Linked DNA regions of Homo sapiens: region 1 is linked to region 2. A link is a loop called in an ENCODE intact Hi-C map of the cell type or tissue named here. Cell type or tissue: MCF 10A. All regions are shown on one strand. Each heading gives the region's core, and the rest is flanking DNA. Links, peaks and the distances in the headings are about the cores only.

Region 1 (9,043 bases), core at 629-8,628, 810 kb before region 2:
GTATGCTCTGTGAATGCTTTGGATCCTTAAAAAGGGAGGCTCCTGAGGGACTTAGCAGCAAACAGACACAATTTCTGAGGTCCAGAAGGAACTGCACCCACTCCACAGAAAGACAGTCAGGCTGCAGTCCCTGAAAAAATGCAGGTGGAGAATTCATAGAATTGAAATTGAACAGAATGAGAAGCTGGGGAGAATGATTTTGCATTTAAGGTTGGGATTTGGGACTTTCATTTATTTGGATTCATACCACACAACAAAGACAGCAGGTTTTTTTTTTCTTTCAGATTTTCACCCTTTTAGACTTTAAATTAGATATTTGGGATTTTAATTTTTTAAAGGTTTTCATATTTGAATTTAATCATATCATTGGAAATTATTAATGGGAGGGAGATTATATTTAACTTTAGAGCATCAGTATGTATTAACATATGATGGTTGGAATATTTTAGTGTTGTTATTTAATCTCATAGCATAAACTTTGAGGGCTATATTGGGCAATATATAGCTGGACAAAATCTGAAATATGAAATAGAACAGAAATGAAGTTTCAGCTTTAAATTCAGAATGGCCATCAATGACCTTAATGACTTCAATTAATATACAATCCTGTTCCACATCAGAGTCTGGAGCAAAATCTAATTCTTTCAGCACAAAGAAAGATCCCAGAAGGTCCCAGAAAAATCCACAAAAGAGAATACAAGGGCAACTATTTTATTAGAACAAATATTTCTTTATGATGGTTAATGTATACATGATAGTTCTATGCTAAGAATGCCTCACTGGCGTAATCTTTTGAGGGCATCCAAAGAAATAATTAGAGACCCACATTTAGAGTAAAAATTTAAAAGATGTAACACAAGATAAGTCTTCTATTCAAAGGTAAGAAAAAGCACAGGAAATGATGATTATATTATCACTTACTCTTCCATCTGTACGATGGAAAGTTTGTTTTGCTGTAGATTTTTAAAGCAGCTTGAACTTAGAAATATTAAAGTGTGGAAAAAAAACCCTAAGAACTTTCCTCTCGTAGTACAATCTTTGTTTGCATCCTCCATTACCAGGTGTATAAAAGTGGTGATCAGTGTTTTCACCTTGGACCAAAGTGGAGGATAAATTTGCCAGCTCTTCCAGTGTGGGCCCTGGGAAATAGGCTGGAAACCCACTATGTTCTTTCTGCCTCCTGAACTGCCCATACTAAGTGGGGTTTACCCACATTTCTTTTATTTGCTTCTTCTTTGCATACTTCTTTCTTGAAAGTGAGTCACTTTTCCAGTTCAGTTATTTTATCTAAATTTGGTTCTAGGTTTGTGGTATAAGTTTGGACCTGTTTCTAGCTTCAGTATGGAATTACATGCTTCTCAATGTTTTTACTTTTTAGATTCACTTTGGGGGGAAGAGACATTTAAAGAATCTGTGATTACATGGCCATTGAATCCAATAGTATTCTACTTCTAAAAATGTTTCAGACTTTTTGAAAAATATCTGGCATATTCATTTGATTAATGAATGTGCATTATGGCAGGTGCTGATGAAGAATGCCATACATATTTAAAGTGATCTGTAGATTTTTTTAAGTTGGAAAAAAATTCTATGAAAAGTCTCATCTAGCTGCCAAAGTCTAGTAGTGTTGGGGAAAATCACATTGTTGTTGTTTTTTTTTTTTTTTCCAAACAGGATTAAATGAAATGTTGCATAACTAGAGTTTACTATTCCACCTGGCATGGGGTGAGTGTCCAAAAAATGTTGCCTTTTGTTACTATTACTCCTTTTTGTTTTTTTTGTTTTTTTTTTTGAGAGTCTCACTTTGCTGCCCAGGCCGGAGGGCAGTGGTACCATCATAGCTCACTGCATCCTCGAACTGTGGGGCTCAAGCCATCCTCCTGCCTCAGTCTCCTGAGTAGCTAGGACTACAGGTATGCATCACCACAGCAGGCTAATTTTTTAGAAAACTTTTTTTTGGGTAACGATTCTTTTTTTCAAGTGATTCTCCTGCCTCAACCTCCCAAGTAGCTGGGACTTCAGGTGCATACCACCATGCCTGGCTGATTTTTAAAACATTTTTTTTTGAGACAGAGTCTCGCTCTGTTGCCCAGGCTGGAGTGCAGTGGTGCAATCTCGGTTCACTGCAACCTCCGCCCCCCAGGTTGAAGCAATTCTCTGCCTCAGCCTCCTAAGCAACTGGGATTACAGATTCCCACCATCTGTATTGTTAGTAGAGACAGAGTTTCACCATCTTGGCCAGGCTGGTCTTTAACTCCTGGCCTCAGGCAATCCTCCTACCTCAGCCTCCCAAAGTGCTGGGATTACAGGTGTGAGCCACTGCAACCAGCCTTATTATTTCTCTTATTCTGCTCAGCCGCATATAATCTAAGGCACATGCGTTTACCCTACGCTTACATAAGACCTTCTCACTTTCTCTTTTTCTCTTCCACTTCTTCTCCCCAAACCCCACTCTCTCATTCCTCACTTCTCTCTCTTTCTCTTTGATGTGGCCATTTCCACAATCATGCTCTAAATCGTGGTCTATTTTGATTCCCATCTTTTCTATCAATAACTCTACCAGGCAGTTAATTTCTATATTTATGTTTTGTTCTTATAAAGAATTTTCTATTAAATATTGAGGTATGTTATTAAACTTAAAAATAAATTATTTAAATTATGATATCAATTTAGACTGACGTCCTATCTCCTAGTATAAATACAAGCCATCCAAACATTATTGCTTTTGGGGAAATTCCTTTAATTTTCATGACCTGATCTGCCCATGGGTTTACCAGACTGTCTTTGTAATGCAGAGGAAAGCCTTCTCTGCTTTTCTTTCTTTTTTAAAAATATATTTTATTTGTAATTTTATTTTTTTAATTTTATTTATTTATTTATTTTTTGAGATAGAGTCTCACTCTGTCACCCAGGCTGGAGTGCAGTGGCTCGATCTCTTCTCACTGCAGTCTCCACCTCCCAAGTTCAAGCGATTCTTGTGCCTCAGCCTACTGAGTAGTGGAATTACAGGTGAGTGCCACCATGTCCGGCTAATTTTTGTATTATTAGTAGAGACAGGGTTTCACCATGTTGGCCAGGCTGATCTCGAACTCCTGATCTGAAGTGATCTGCCCACCTCAGCCTCCCAAAGTGATGGGATGACAGGCGTGAGCCACTGCGCCCGGCCGGCTTTTCCGTGGCACCACTTGACATTCATAGTGAGTCCGCCCTTGGCACTTCCTCCAGTCTAGCCCCACTTGCATTTGTGTAGGAAAAGTTCCACAAAATATGAGGTATTTCGGATGACATCTTGGCTCATGCCTATCTTGGCTTTTTTTTTTTTTTTAAACAATCCAACAATTTCTGAGAAGGTGTTTGACTCTTCTCTTCTCAGAGCACTATGTCTTCTGGAAGTCAATCTGCATTTTCAGGGACTGTTGAAAGTCAAGTTATGTGCTGTTTCTAATGTCCTGGGCCATCTCTCAAGACATTCGCTGATTACTGTGTTAATGTCTAAAAATTGGTTTGAGCTTTTTTTTTTTTTCTTTTCTTTTCTTCCATGAATGCATCGTCTCAGCTTTCAGAATTAAAGCCTGCCTCTGATCCAAAAATTAAAGTGTAATCATGGACACGATTTTTACAGGAAATCGGAGTTTCCTAGCTGAAAAAGCAGTGAAATTGACTGTCAAGGAAAGGTGTCTACACTTTTAACAAATATTCTAAAGAAGAAACAAAGAAGCTTTATTGGGGTGTATCAGAATACTGAGGGAAATGATTACTTAAAATGGGCCTGATTTTGGCAATGATTATTTAATATATGAAAAAAGTGAGGCCGGGTGTGGTGGCTCATGACTGTAAACCCAGTGCTTTGGGAGGCTAAAGCAGGAGGATTGTTTGAGCCCAGGAGTTGGAGACCAACCTGGGCAGCATAGTGAGACCCCACTTTTATACAAATTTTTAAAATAATTCGGCCAGGCATGGTGGTGTGCACCTGTAGTCCCAGCTATTTGGGAGGCCGAGGCAGGAGAATCACTTGAGGCTAGGAGTTCGAGACCAACTTGGGCAACACAGTGAGACTGTCTCGAAAAATAAATAAATACATTAGCCGGGCACGGTGGTGTGCAGCTTTATTTCTAGCTGCTTGGGAGGCTGAGGCAGGAGGATCACTTGAGCCCAGGAGTTTGAATTGCAGTGACAGCTATAATCAAGCCACTGCACTTCATAAGCCTAGGTGACAGAGCGAAACCATCTCTAAAAAAAAAAGGTAAAATTTTTTATTTTTACATATTTGTAACCACAAGATGGCACCAATTTCCCATTTAAAAGCTTGGCATATGGGTGTTTTTCATTTTTTACATATTTTTCCAAGATTACAAGCTGTTGGGTGAGGTTTGGTTACCACCTTCCCTCAAATATGGACTCCTAGACTATAAAACTAGGGCCATTGCATTAAGTAAGAATCCATATGTGCAATTAGGTTTGTAATTTGCATTCTCTGTATCACGACTTCAATGTGGAAGGAGTGACTCTAATGAATAAGGACGAATGCTTAGTGCATTTCTTCACAAATGTTAAGTTCCAGAGTAAGTTTCAAACCCAAAGCCACATATTGGCAATTTTATGAGGCTTCTCTCATGCAAAGTCCTCAGATCTTTGTTCTTGAAAAGGAAAAAACTGTATGACTACACCTATTCACCACCCAGCCAATTAAAAGCAGGAAGCACTTTGGATATCTGTTTGCATGCTTCAGGATCAGGCTATATGTGTTGTCTTTGTTATATGATTTCTAATGCATTTATGAGTTTTGATGGCCAAGACCAATAATCAAAGCAGATTGCATGTAATTACTCTCTTGGTAGTTTTTCTTGATTATCCCATAAATGGGATTTGCATTTCTGAAAATGCCTACAAAATAGAATTTGGCCAAACATTCTATGATCACATTTTCTGTGATGTTGGTTTTAAAGTGACTTGAAATTGTGAAATCCTTCTGTGTCAGTTTTATTGCTCTGAGACTCTAGCCTCTGGTGAGTTTGGGAGGGGGCCTGGAAATGAGATGGCATCAGATTAAACGTGTCTGTTATATACTTATTTCTGTATTAATTTACAGGTGTTAGAACATCTGCTCCAAAAGACTTCAGGCAAAGATGGAATTTATTTTCTCACTTAACTGAAAAAGTCCACAGGTAGCCTTGCTGCCAGTATAGTTGGATTCTGGGCTCAAACAATATCGTTAGGGCTTGGGTGTTTTTTTTTTTTTTTTTTTTTTTTTTCTGTGTTTCTCCTCTCTGCCTCCCGCTGGATTGAATTCATGTGCAACCTCCTCGTCATCACTTCTGGAACTTCTAGGCTCTCTGTGCTTTATGACAAGATGACTGCAGCAGTCCTAAGCTCAGGTGAGTCCAAGATGTAAGCCCAGTAGGAAACAGGGAGCTCTTTTGCTTACAAGGCTAGGAATTATTCTTGTGTCTGCAAGCACCAAGGCCAGGGGAACGTGATGTGCTTACTGGCTTGGGCCTGAGACATGTGGTCCACGCCTGAGGCAGCAATAGAGCCCACCTAGCGCACGTGAACTAGATTGAAGAAGGAATAATCTGCAAGTTAAGCTAGGAGGGCTGTTATCAGAATGGATGTGGCAAAATCTAATTCTAGAAAGGTTTTATATAGCCCTGAGCCTAAGCATAAAATATACTGAGTTCAGAGGTTGATATGGTTTGGCTCTCTCCCCATCCAAATTTCATCTTGAATTGTAGCTCCCATAATTCCTACATGTTGTGGGAGGGGCCTGGAGGGAGATAATTTAATTAAGGGGGCGGTTTCACTCATATGCTTCTCGTGGAAGTAAGTCTCACGAGATCTGATGGCTTTATAAGGGGAATCCCCGTTTGCTTGGTTCTCATTTGCTGTTTGTCTGCTGCCATGTTAGATGTGCCTTCCACCTTCCGCCATGATTGTGAGGCCTCCCCAGCCATATGGAACTGTGAGTCCATTAAACCTCTTTTTCTTTATAAATTACCCAGTCTGGGGTATGTCTTTATCAGCAATGTGAAAACAGACTAATACAGAGGGGTTCTTCATACCTTGAAAATATTATTCTTCGAGTGACAATTTTAAAATCTTTGGAAAATGACAAAGCTAACAGGTCGGTGACTGGGTCATCACTTGCATTCTTACTTAGGGCAAACACTGGTAAAATTATGTAGGCAGAATTTTCTCTGGTGGCATCTCACATATCTTTTCTTTATTTATCCTCACTGGTATCTCTCAGTTGAGATACCAGTTCTCCAGTTCTTCTCCAGCATCTGTGTACATTCCAGAACTTTCTTACACCCTACCCTGGAAACTCATCTTTCCTGAATATCCTTCGTGTTTGTTGTAATTTAGGGACTTGATATTACCTACTGGACTTTCAATGCTTTAATTCAAAGACTGACCAATAATATCGATTAATCCTATGCGTGTTCATATGACTCATTATGTTATGAACTTATTGAGTGCATGGAATATGTTTTATTCATCTCTGTGACTCATGCTTAGCTCTCAATAGACATTGGTAAAATGAACAAAAAGATCTGAAATTTAAGACAGATGTTACCGGAGTCTGTTCTTCTCAGAGCTTGTAAACACTGCTTATGCTGACAAAGAATTCCTAACCTGCGTGCCTAATGATAGCTCTTAAAATATTGTTGCACATGGTGGTTAAGGCCAATACTGTAGGATCTACGGGAAAGCTACTACTGCAAGTGTTGTTTTGGGGCTTATCAAATGGTATCTTCTTTTCTAATTCATGTTAATCCTTTTGTATTCTTTCATTTTTAGAGGTAACAGGGAACCATCTTAGCTGTTCACATTACTTTCAAAAATAAGCTGGCACAGAACATTATGTGATCATCTATGAGTTTTCTTTTCTCTGGATTAGAGTAAAATAAATAGCTTGTGCCAGGTAAACAGCAGGGATTGCACAGGTGAAATGTGGTAACCTGGGATTACTATTAAATGCAGGCACTTCATGGTCCATGCCTGGTAAAGAGATCAGAGGGCTATTCAAGTGAAGGATGATTGGTTCCAAAGTGAGTATGATTGAATTAATGAGGAGATGTCTGGATTAATTTAGAAAATGTCTGATTAAGGATAATAAATAATATCAAATATTATCTATAATTCATGCAAAGGGTTTAGTAGGAGACGTGTTGCCTAAATGTGGACAAGGGTCATAATTGTCCTTTTCTTTTCCTTAGAATACAATTTTTTTTTTTGAGACGGAGTCTCACTCTGTCTCCAGGCTGGAGTGCAGTGGCACAATCTTGGCTCACTGCAACCTCCGCCTCCCGGGTTCAAGCGATTCTCCTGCCTCAGCTTCCTGAGTAGCTGGGACTACAGGTGTGCACCACCACGCCCAACTAATTTTTGTATTTTTAGTAGAGACAGGGTTTCACCATGTTGGCCAGGATGGTCTCGATCTCCTGACCTTGCGATCTGCCCACCTCGGCCTCCCAAAGTGCTGGGATTATAGGCGTGAGCCACTGCACCTGGCTTTTTTTTTTTTTTTTTTTTTTTTTTTTAGAAGGAGTCTCACTCTGTCACCCAGGCTGGAGTGCAGTGGCATGATCTCAGCTCACTGCAACCTCCGCCTCCGGGGGTTCAAGCGATTGCTAGCTTATTTTTGTATTTTTAGTAGAGACAGGGTTTCACCATGTTGACCAGGTTGGTCTCAAACTCCTGACCTCATGTGATCCAGCCGCCTCTGCCTCCCAAAGTGCTTGATCTATTTGAGTTCATGTAGAAGGAGTATATTCTGAAGGCAAGTGCCACAGCATGTAGAAGTGTGCTTTGTTACAAGGGTGGGATTAAAATACTTGGAATCTCAATGGAAGAGAAAGGAGTATCTCTTGGAGTTTTGCAGGCAAATAGGCAAGTAGGCAATCTAAATGGGTTTATGCAAAGAGAAGCCAAATATAAAGTGGTTTTGGCCAGGAGTTCCCCGGCTAAGTCCAAGGGTATGAGTTGGCTGAGCCTATTGCCAGGGTGAGAAGGGTGCAGTGGCTCATGCCCGTAATCTCAGCATTTTTGGAGGCTGAGGCAGGTGGATTGCCTGAGTCCAGGAGTTTGAGACAAGCCTGGGCAACACAGAGAAACCCTGTCTCTACTAAAAATACAAAAAAATTAGCCAGGCATGGCCGTGCACCTGTAGTCCCAGCTACTCAGGAGGCTGAAGGAGAAACACCTGAGTCCGAGAGGTTGCGGCTGTAGTGAGCCATGATTGCAACACTGCACTCCAGCCTGGGCAACCAGAGTGAGATCCTGTCTCAAAAAAGAAGTCAAAGAGCTGTACTCAAAGTTAGGATCTCCTGGAAACAGTATTTTAAAGTGATGGGAGTACTGTGGGAGTTTGAGGAGGAAGAAAGAAGAGGATAGGGGAGGAGAAACATGCCCAAGGGAGAAACAAAAATATACAAGACAACTCCACCTACTTCTCAGCTGCGGTCTGACTTTGCTGACATATTCCGGCTTGGCCAACTGTCCTCAGGCCTTCAAAAAGTGAATGAAGGGAACCAGTGAGGAACCACCTAACTTCTTGTCATAAGTGTTAATTTTTCTTTTTTGAGACAGAGTCTCTCTTTGTCACCCAGGCTGGAGTGCAGTGGCACAATTTCAGCTCACTGCAATATCGACTTCCCAGATTCAAGTGATTCTCCTGCCTCAGCCTCCTGAGTAGCTGGGATTACAGGCATGTGCCACCATGCTCAGCTAATTGTTTTATTTTTAGTGGAGACGGGGTTTCACCATGTTGGCCAGGCTGGTCTTGAACTCCCGACCTCACGTGATCCACCAAAGTGCTGGGATTACAGGTGTGAGTTACCACGCCTGGCCTATAAGTGCTAATTTTCTAGCTACAGTCATGAGAACCTCCTATGTATGCCATACATTCTCTTTATCATCTGGTTTCCTCAAGAAGCAGGCATGCTTCTTGAATTTGCAAACAAAAGCTATTTTTACATGATTTTTCCTAACCCTGGATGATTTTTACATTCACTAAGACTTAGTTATTATTGGGCAAAAGCTG
Region 2 (9,043 bases), core at 429-8,428:
GGTTAATGAAAGGAGCCTGACACCTCTCCTCTCTCTTTCTTGCTCCTTCTCTCACCATAGGACACGCATATGCCAGCTCCGCTTTGCCTTCCACTGAAAGTGGAAGCGTCCTGAGACCCTCATCAAGAGCAGATGTTGGCACCATGCTTCTTGTACGGTCTGCAGAACTGTGAGCCAAACAAATTTTTCTTTATAAATTACTCACCCTCGACTATTCCTTTGTAGCAACACAAAACAAAGATACCCCGCAACTCCATTCTTACATCATACCTTAAGAAAATACATATACAAAGAGTTGAATGAAAATCCTATTTCCCAACATTTCCATTCCTTAGTATATACCCAACAGAAACACATACACATTCAGGCAAAGACCTGTACAGGACTGCTAACAGCAGTGGCATTACCAAAGTGGTCAAAAATCAGAAATGGTAAAAATGTCCATCGACAGTTGAATAGATAAATTGTTCTATGCTTACAGAATAGAATACTGTTTGGTAACAAAAATGAATTAATCTAGTAACAACATAAATGAATCATATAATTTGAGCAAGAGAAGAAAGACACAAACAAAATACATCCTGCATGGTTCCATTTAAAGAAACTTCCAAGAACATGGCTGAGCATGGTGGCTCATGCCATCCCAGCACTTTGGGAGGCCGAGGTGGGCGGATCACTTGAGGTCAGGAGTTTGAGACCAGCCTGGTTTACATGGCAAAACCCCATCTCTACTAAAAATCCATAAATCAGTTGGGCGTGGTGATGCGCACCTATAGTCCCAGCTACCTGGGAGTCTGAGGCATGAGAATCACTTGAACCCAGGGGGCAGAGGGTGCAGTGAGCTGAGATTGCATCATTGCACTCCAGCCTGGGTAACAGAGTGAGATGTCGTCTCAAAAAAAAAAAGGAAAAAAAGAAACTTCCAAGAACAGGCAAACCACCCATAAACTTTAAAGTGAGCCGAGTGATTTACTTAGGAAGTAGAGTTTGAAGTAAAGGAGCAAGAAGATGGGGGAGAGGAGGGTACATTTTGGGGTTCTGCAGGAATTTTTTTAAAATGCCATGAAATAAAAGTATGTGAACATACATGATTAAAAGAACATACTGAATATCTGGGAAAACTGATACTAAACAGTCAACACTGAGAAATATTTTTTAAGAATCAGAAATTTTAAAAAACATTCTTTAAACATCAAGACAAAAACACTTATAAAGGAAAGAAAGTTATATTGACACCATACTTACGAACACTTTATACCAGAAGCTGAAGAAGTATGATACTTAAGATATTCAAAACAAGAAGCTATGAACCAAGGATTTTAACTTTAGACAAACTGATCTTCAACTATTAATGTAAAGACCACAAGAAAAACTTGTAAGAGCTCAGGGAAAATTGCTCCCTGAGCCCTCTCCATGGGAGAGCAACTAGGGGATGAATTTCTGAAATAATCAGAGAAGCTTTTGGATAAGAAATGATAGTTACCATCAATATACTGTATTTAACTAAAGTTAAACAATGGGGCAGAGTAAAAAGTAGAATGCAGCTTTTTTAGAATCTAGCAATGCAGGTCAAATACAACTACCAAAAATTAGGAAGAGAAGGGAAATAATATATGTAAAGTAAATAAGTTCATTGATTACCTTTAATTGGGAGTTTTAAAAAAGTATATAGTAGTTTAAATTAGAAGTTGGGAAGAGCAGGGTAAAGGAATTCCTATTGGTCACTGTTAGGAACCAATACAGTATTTAACAAGAGATTCTAGAATTGAGAATCACTTGAACCCAGGGGGCAGAGGGTGCAGTGAGCTGAGATTGCATCACTGCAATTCTCAATTCTAGAAATCTACCTTAAAATATACAGGGGCAGGAAATGTGTAAAATAAGCCTGAGAGACCCTGTCAGGCCAAAAAGCAAAGAAGCAATCAAAGCCCAGTGCAGTTGGGTCAAAAACAAAACAAAACAAAACAAAACAAAACAAAACACAGGAGTCAACTTGAAGGCACTCCCAATGGCCAAAGCTGGGGTCATTTTAGCATCAAAAAGAATAATAATTGCACTGGCTGGGCATGGTGGCTCACGCCTGTATCCCCAGCACTTTGGGAGGCTGAGGTGGGTGGATCACAAGGCCAGGAGTTTGAGACCAGCCTGACCAACATGGTGAAACCCATCTCTATTAAAAATAAAAATAAAAAATTAGCCAGGTGTCATGGCACATGCCTGTAATCCCAGCTACTAGGGAGGCTGAGGCAGGAGAATTGCTGGAACTCAGGAGGCAAAGGTTGCAGTGAGCTGAGATTGTGCAACTGCACTCCAGCCTGAGCAACAGAGCAAGACTCTGTCTAAAAAAAAAGAAACCATCATTCTGAGCAAACTTTCGCAAGGATAGAAAACCAAACACCACATGTTCTCACTCATAGGTGGGAATTGAACAATGAGAACACTTGGACACAGGACGGGGAACATCACACAGCGGAGCCTGTCGTGGGGTGGGGGGGTGGGGGAGGGATAGCATTAGGAGATATATCTAATGTAAATGATGAGTTAATGGGTGCAGCACACCAACATGGCACATGTATACATACGTAACAAACCTGCACATTGTGCACATGTACCCTAGAACTTAAAGTATAATTTAAAAAAAAAAAAGAAAGAAAAGAAAAAAACAAGAATAATTGCAGTGGACTAAAACTCATCAAATATACAAAAATCTTTGTATTCATACCGATAGTAAAAAGAGTTCTGGCCGGGCGCAGTGGCTCACGCCTGTAATCCCAGCACTTTGGGAGGCCAAGCAGGCAGATCATGAGGTCATGAGTTCGAGACCAGCCTGGCCAACATAGTGAAACCCCAACTCTACTAAAAATGCAAAAAAAAAAAAAAAAAAAAAAAATTAGCCAGGCATGGTGGCGCGGCTGAGGCAGGAGAATCACTTGAAACAAGGAGGCAGAGGTTGTGGTGAGCCAAGATCACGCCACTGCACTCCAGCCTGGGCAACGCAGTGAGACTCCATTTCAAAAAAAAAAAAAAGAGTTCTTACTGATTCACTTTTGGAGGGTGCAAGGGCACCAAAACAACATTGTGAAAATTCGTAGATTAATTGTTCCTATATAAGCTGTATTTCAAAATAACCTAAGAATTGATAAGGAAAAATTGTTCTGTACAATGATAAGAAAATGATTAAATAAACCATAGCATAAGCGGTTGATGGATTACAATAATGCCACTAAAAATTATGATTACAAAGTTTAGTGATTAAAGATACGGATCTCTTCTCTATCCTAAGTTGCACTAAGATGATTTTTCAAATTAAAAATAACAGAAATGAGACAGAAGACTAGAGAGTTCAAAAATTTTTAGAAAAAGGAAGCCACCGCATAGAACCAGACAAAGTGGGGAATTGTTTAAAAGAGACAATTTGACCCAGGGAACACTGTCATGCTGGCGGATCAGGGATGCCAGGCATGCAGGTGCTGAAACCCTAAATACTGTGAGGGGCTCCTTTCCCTTGGCTGATCCAGAATGTCAAGCAGCCAGCCACCTAAGGCCCAGGCAGCAGATTCCAGGTCTCTCTGATGAAAAAACTGAAGAGCCATGGAGAAAAATGGCTCTTTATTCTGGGATTTGCAATCTCTCCTCCTGTAACCAACAGTAGCTGATTTTTCATCCTTTCCCTCTGAAGCAGAGTTTTTAAGTTCTGGCACTACTGACATTTTAGGCTGAATAGTTCTTTGTTGTGAGGGGCTTTCCTGTCTATCGCAGGATGTTCAGCAGCATCCCTGAGCTGTTCTCCTAGATGCCAGCAGTACCCCCTCCTCAAGTCATCACCATCAAAGATGCCTCCAGATGTTGCCAAATGACCAGGAAAGGCGAGAAGGAATCCAACTCAGTCGAAAACCACTGTTCTACAGAGATTCCACCTGTCACCAGGCCCTGCTCCAACACATAGATCTTCCAATCAGCTCTTTTAACAACTCACTATTAAACACAGGCAGACAACCAAGAATAAGCAGACATTTGAGGAAAGCCCCCACAGGATAAACACCAAGCAGGCAAAACAGGAAAAAAAAAGTCCCAGAGTAAAGAAAAATTGTGAACAAAATGAGGAGAATTGAAAATGAAACCGAAACCATTCTACTGAATACTCATCAACAAGCAGAGTAGCATGATAGTAAAAATGTAGAACTTGAGTCAGACCACCTGGGTTCAAGACCAGCTCTACCACCTAACTGGCTGTGTAATCAAAGTGGTACCTCATTCTTCTAATCTTTACAATGGGGTAAAGATTAATATCTATCTAAAGGGTTGCTGGAAGAGAGAAACAAGGTACTTAGAACTTTGAAAAGTTCATGGAACACAGAATCAACAAAAAGGGGGCTTTTGTTTTGTTTAATTATCCTCAGAAAGATTCTATAGTGTATCCATGGAATGAGACTAAGATGTTACAAAAAAGAAACAGAGACATTCTTCTCAAATGTACTGGAATTAAAATAGCAGCAGCGAATTTTTAAGATTTTAAAGAGAAATGTAGTAAAAGTTGAAGAAATCTCTTTAAAAGCAAAGGTAAAATCCAGAAAGGCCAATATTCACCTAAAAGAACTTCTAGAAAGATGGAAGAGGAGAAGAGCTGAGGGAAGGAAATTATCAAGAAATTAAAGCTGAAGAACAGATGTCTCCAGGACTGAAAAGGTCCATTGGATCCAACCATTACAACGACTGGGGTGCAGATAAAGAACTCCTTGCAACCCCACACTAACCTCATCACTGTGAAATTTCTCCTCCAACACACTCACACTGGTTAATTCTTCAGCAACTTTCAGATCTTATTTAACTAGATCAGTGATCAGTTCTTCAATAAAACTTCCCAGAATCTTGGAAAATACCCCCTTCTCTGCCCCTTATACACTCAAAGCACCAAAAACCTGTCCCTATCTCAGTAATAATTACACACTTACTCAAGTGATTACTTGAGTGTTGATTCCAAGAGTCATATGGTTTAAGACCACCGTGTCTGTTTTTCACCATTGCATCCCCATCATCTAACACAATCTATAATAACTATTTAAATACATTTTATATAAATGAGCCATATAATAAAATTACTGATTTCTTGGAAATATCATACATTAATAATAATAAATACCTCTACTACAGAGTTTCACAACTCATTACATGAAATAAAAAAATTTCACAAGTTTTTCGTACTGCTTTGGCCTGAATTTGCTTCTTTTATCTTTAACCCATCAGTGACAGAACTAAATTCTTTAAGCTAGGTCTCAGATGTCCCGAAGGAATGAGCACCACCTAGTGGAGGCACATAATATTAAAAAGTGGCTTGAAACACTACCTAAATTTACTAGGCACACAATAGTGGCTAGCCAAATATTTATTCAAATTAAAAGACAAAGATACATGCCAACTTTGTCAAGTAATGAAAATCAAATTTTTACCATCTGTATAATTTATAACATTCCAATTTAAACAAATGAAATTCACAAATAAAATGTATTTTTAAAGTTGGCAGTTAACATCCTTTCATTTAGCTTTTAACTGAACACAGAAATGAAAACAATGAGGAAGAAAGCAATTCTAGATGCTATGCTTCCAAAGTGAGAAAGAAAATAAAGGTACAATTAAAACACTAATTGCATATGAAAATACACCATTTGATACACTCAAGCCTTTCAAAAAAAATAGGAAAGTTTTTTATCAGAAGGGAGGGGGTGTATTATACTTTGATATTGATAGCCCTCGCTTGCTAAGCAAAAATAATTGTGAAATGTAGTAATGAAACAGGGGACTCTAAGAACAATGTAGATACATTTGTCTTCTAGTTTTATTAGTGATGAAAGGAAACACAAATCAAAAGTATCCAGGATAGCACACTCCTGGGTTAATATATTAATATTAAACTGGAATAATCAAGTAAAACAGGGACATCTTACAAGACATATCACCCTTTCTCAAGCCTTGCCACAGTGGTTGCAGAGGGGAGATGCATGTCTATCAAAGAAGAAAATGTAAAAATTACCAAGTTTTGACAAGAAAATGAATATGAACTTTCTACAGCGCAACTGTTAGATCAATAGCAACTACCTAAAAGTAATTAGCCTCATGCAATGTTAATAACTATTTATTTTAATTTCTACATCACTAAGCCATATTTGAAAAATATATTTGAAATGTAATATAGTGAAAATACTTGTTAAAATTAAGTTATAAATAATATTGTGGTAATAAGCAATGCCTAAACCTTAGCAGCATATAACAACGAAAGTTTATATTCCCCCAGACACTCTCTGTCTACTGCATTTCCTCTGTGAACTCTGCTCCACAAGCCCACGTGCTCAGACCCAGGTGGGGAGAACTCCCACCACCTGGAACATCAGCAGTCAGCAATGGGGGCTGGAGGGTAGGAAGAAGAGACAGAGTGCACTGACTGCTAAAGGCTTCTGCCCAGCGGTGACACACTTCACTCCCACTCACATTCTATTGACTAAACAAGTCATGTGGCCATAACTAACATCAAGAGGTGGAGAAGTGCAATCTTACATGTACCTGTAAACAGCACTACTGCAGGATATACGGATGGATGGATGGATGAATGGATGGACCCATGGGTGGGTAGATAAATATAAAATAATTTTTTGATTCAGAATGGATCACCTGCAACTAATTTTACATATACAGAAGCTTATTAATTTTACTTTTAGGTTCTTTATAATAAATTAGATTTACATTAATGTCTTATAGAATTATAATAAAGTATTTTAAATAACATTTTGAAACATTTAAAAATACTCAATTTTAAAATGTTAAAGATTTAAAGTATTTTACGTGAAAATGGAAAGAATGATAAAACCAATCTAATTCAGTAATTTCCTTTGATAGTCTATTATTGTTAAACCGTGATCATCATAGAACATTCCTAATTCCTATTTTATTGACATGCAGAAATATCAACAATAAACTTCATTTTAAACCAGGTGGATAAAAATATCTTTCTTTATTAACTATCATCTGTCTGTAATAAAGATGATGCAACTTATGCCACAACTTGAGCTGACTGAAAAATCAAACTACATTCATCAATTATTTGTGAATAACCATAATACTTCAATAAATGAATCCAATGAGATGTGAGCATCTATTATCGTGCCCCACGATGGGCACTCAAGTATTTGTGAAATGAATGGAAAACAAACTGGGCAAGACAGAGCCTGGAAGGGCAAGTTATTCAGTTTCCTTTAATCAGGCAATCTCCCTTGAACACCTACTACGCTTTGAGGTAACGCAGAATAAACAAACAAAAAAAACACTATACACAGATTCTGCCTGAAAAGAACTTTACTCAATGAACAACTATACCCATAATTAGACTAGGTGCTAAAAATACATTCTATAGATGCTTACAACCAAATGAGAATATTAGATCAGTTCAAACAGTCCCAGAGGACCCCGCTAGAGCCAGCACATAAAAATAAACCAGACCTCAGACTTGGCCAGGAGCTACATAAACCTCCGACTCATACATGCTTTCAGTAAGACCCAGTGAGCTAATAAGGATTTTGTGTTAAATGGTGAGTCTGTGAAGATGCCTTTGCTTCTGCATTTAAGACAGAGAGAAGACTTTCTGCATGGATGTATGTTTTAACACTTATGATAAATTATCGGAAAGAGTGGAGTGAGCCCAGACCAGGAGATAATTTACAATACATATAAACAAAGATCCAGCATCAGAATGTACAAAATAATTCCTACGAATCAACTAGAAAAAGACAAATAACCAAAGCAAAAAAAATAGCAAAGGATATAAAAAGGAAACTGGAATGACTCAAACATATGTTCAACCCCTAATATTCAAATAAATATAAACTAAAACAAGGAGATATTATGGTATTTCAAATTGATCCTGTTGGTAAGTATTTTAATTAATGGTCTGGATTGGAAGTTGGCAAAAATTAAAGTCTAACAATTCAAAATGCTGAAATAAATGTGAAGTAATTGGAACTCCTGGATTATAATATGATACAATCCGTTAGAAAAGTAATTTGGCAATATCTACTAAAGTGTAAGATGTATATATTTATGGTCCAGCAACTCCATTCTTAGGTACGTTACTTACAGAAGGGACTGCATGTGTGTACAAGGGGAATCCACACAAAAGTTATCTCCTATACTGTTCCCAATAGTGACATGGAGATAAAGATGATTTCCAGACATATGACTCTTGTACTCACAAGCCAACTTTCAATACAAATATTCATCAACATGAGAATAGATGATTTGTTATCTAGTCACATAATGCCATAGATAGCAATGTAAACAAATGAATTAGACCTATTTATATCACCATAAATACAATAAATTTCATTAACAAAATGTTAAGCAAAAGAGCAAATTGAGCCGGGTGCAGTGGCTCACGCCTGTAATCCCACCACTTTGGGAGGCCAAGGCGGGTGGATCACCTGAGGTCAGGAGTTCGAGACCATCCTGACCAACATGGAGAAACCCCATCTCTACTAAAAATACAAAAATCAGCCGGGCGTGATGGCGCATGCCTATAATCCCAGCTATTCAGGAGGCTGAGGCAAGAGAATCGCTTGAACCTGGGAGGTGGAGGTTACGGTGAGCCAAGATCACGCCATTGCATTCCAGCCTGGGCAACAAGAGCGAAACGCCATCTCAAACAAACAAACAAAAAAAGAGCAAGTTGAGGAAAGAGGAATGTGTCATGTAAATATGATTCTATTTATAAGAGTTTTAAAACAGACGAAATAATATCTCACATTGTGAATACAAACTCAAGATGAAGGTTATCACTGGCAGGAAAAGGAAAAGAATGGGAACAGGAGGGATGTTCAGACTTCAACTGGATCTACAATATTTTCTCTCTTAAGCTGTGTGTTGGAACACATGGATGTTCAGTATATTGTTCTCATTTTTAATGCCCAAAATATTTCATAACATTTTAAGGGAAAGAAAAGTTAGAAAACACACTTAGCCAACTCAAGAACTTTTTAAAGATTTCTAATCACAGACTATT

Evidence for each region. Hi-C counts contacts between places; a loop is a spot of excess contacts. Peaks named below come from ENCODE experiments on the same cell type or tissue, not always from the same donor. Only the 100,000 strongest peaks of a DNase experiment are listed, where the experiment ranks them.
Region 1: it touches region 2 in a loop (18-fold over the local background); 4 of 110 quality-filtered maps call a loop at or near these places.

What each region holds. Positions count from the first base shown.
Region 1 is chr10:27,365,745-27,374,787 of GRCh38, forward strand. No RefSeq gene overlaps it. Among named protein-coding and RNA genes, the nearest start is that of LINC02673, 27 kb to the left of the region's middle. In MCF 10A, for the core only: a CTCF peak has its summit at 4,283 (motif pointing right); no DNase peak of the experiment used is centred there.
Region 2 is chr10:28,174,395-28,183,437 of GRCh38, forward strand. The region is part of intron 3 of MPP7 (MAGUK p55 scaffold protein 7); the gene reads right to left. Among named protein-coding and RNA genes, the nearest start is that of SNORD130, 110 kb to the left of the region's middle. In MCF 10A, for the core only: a CTCF peak has its summit at 5,293 (motif pointing left); a DNase peak (open chromatin) is centred at 5,297.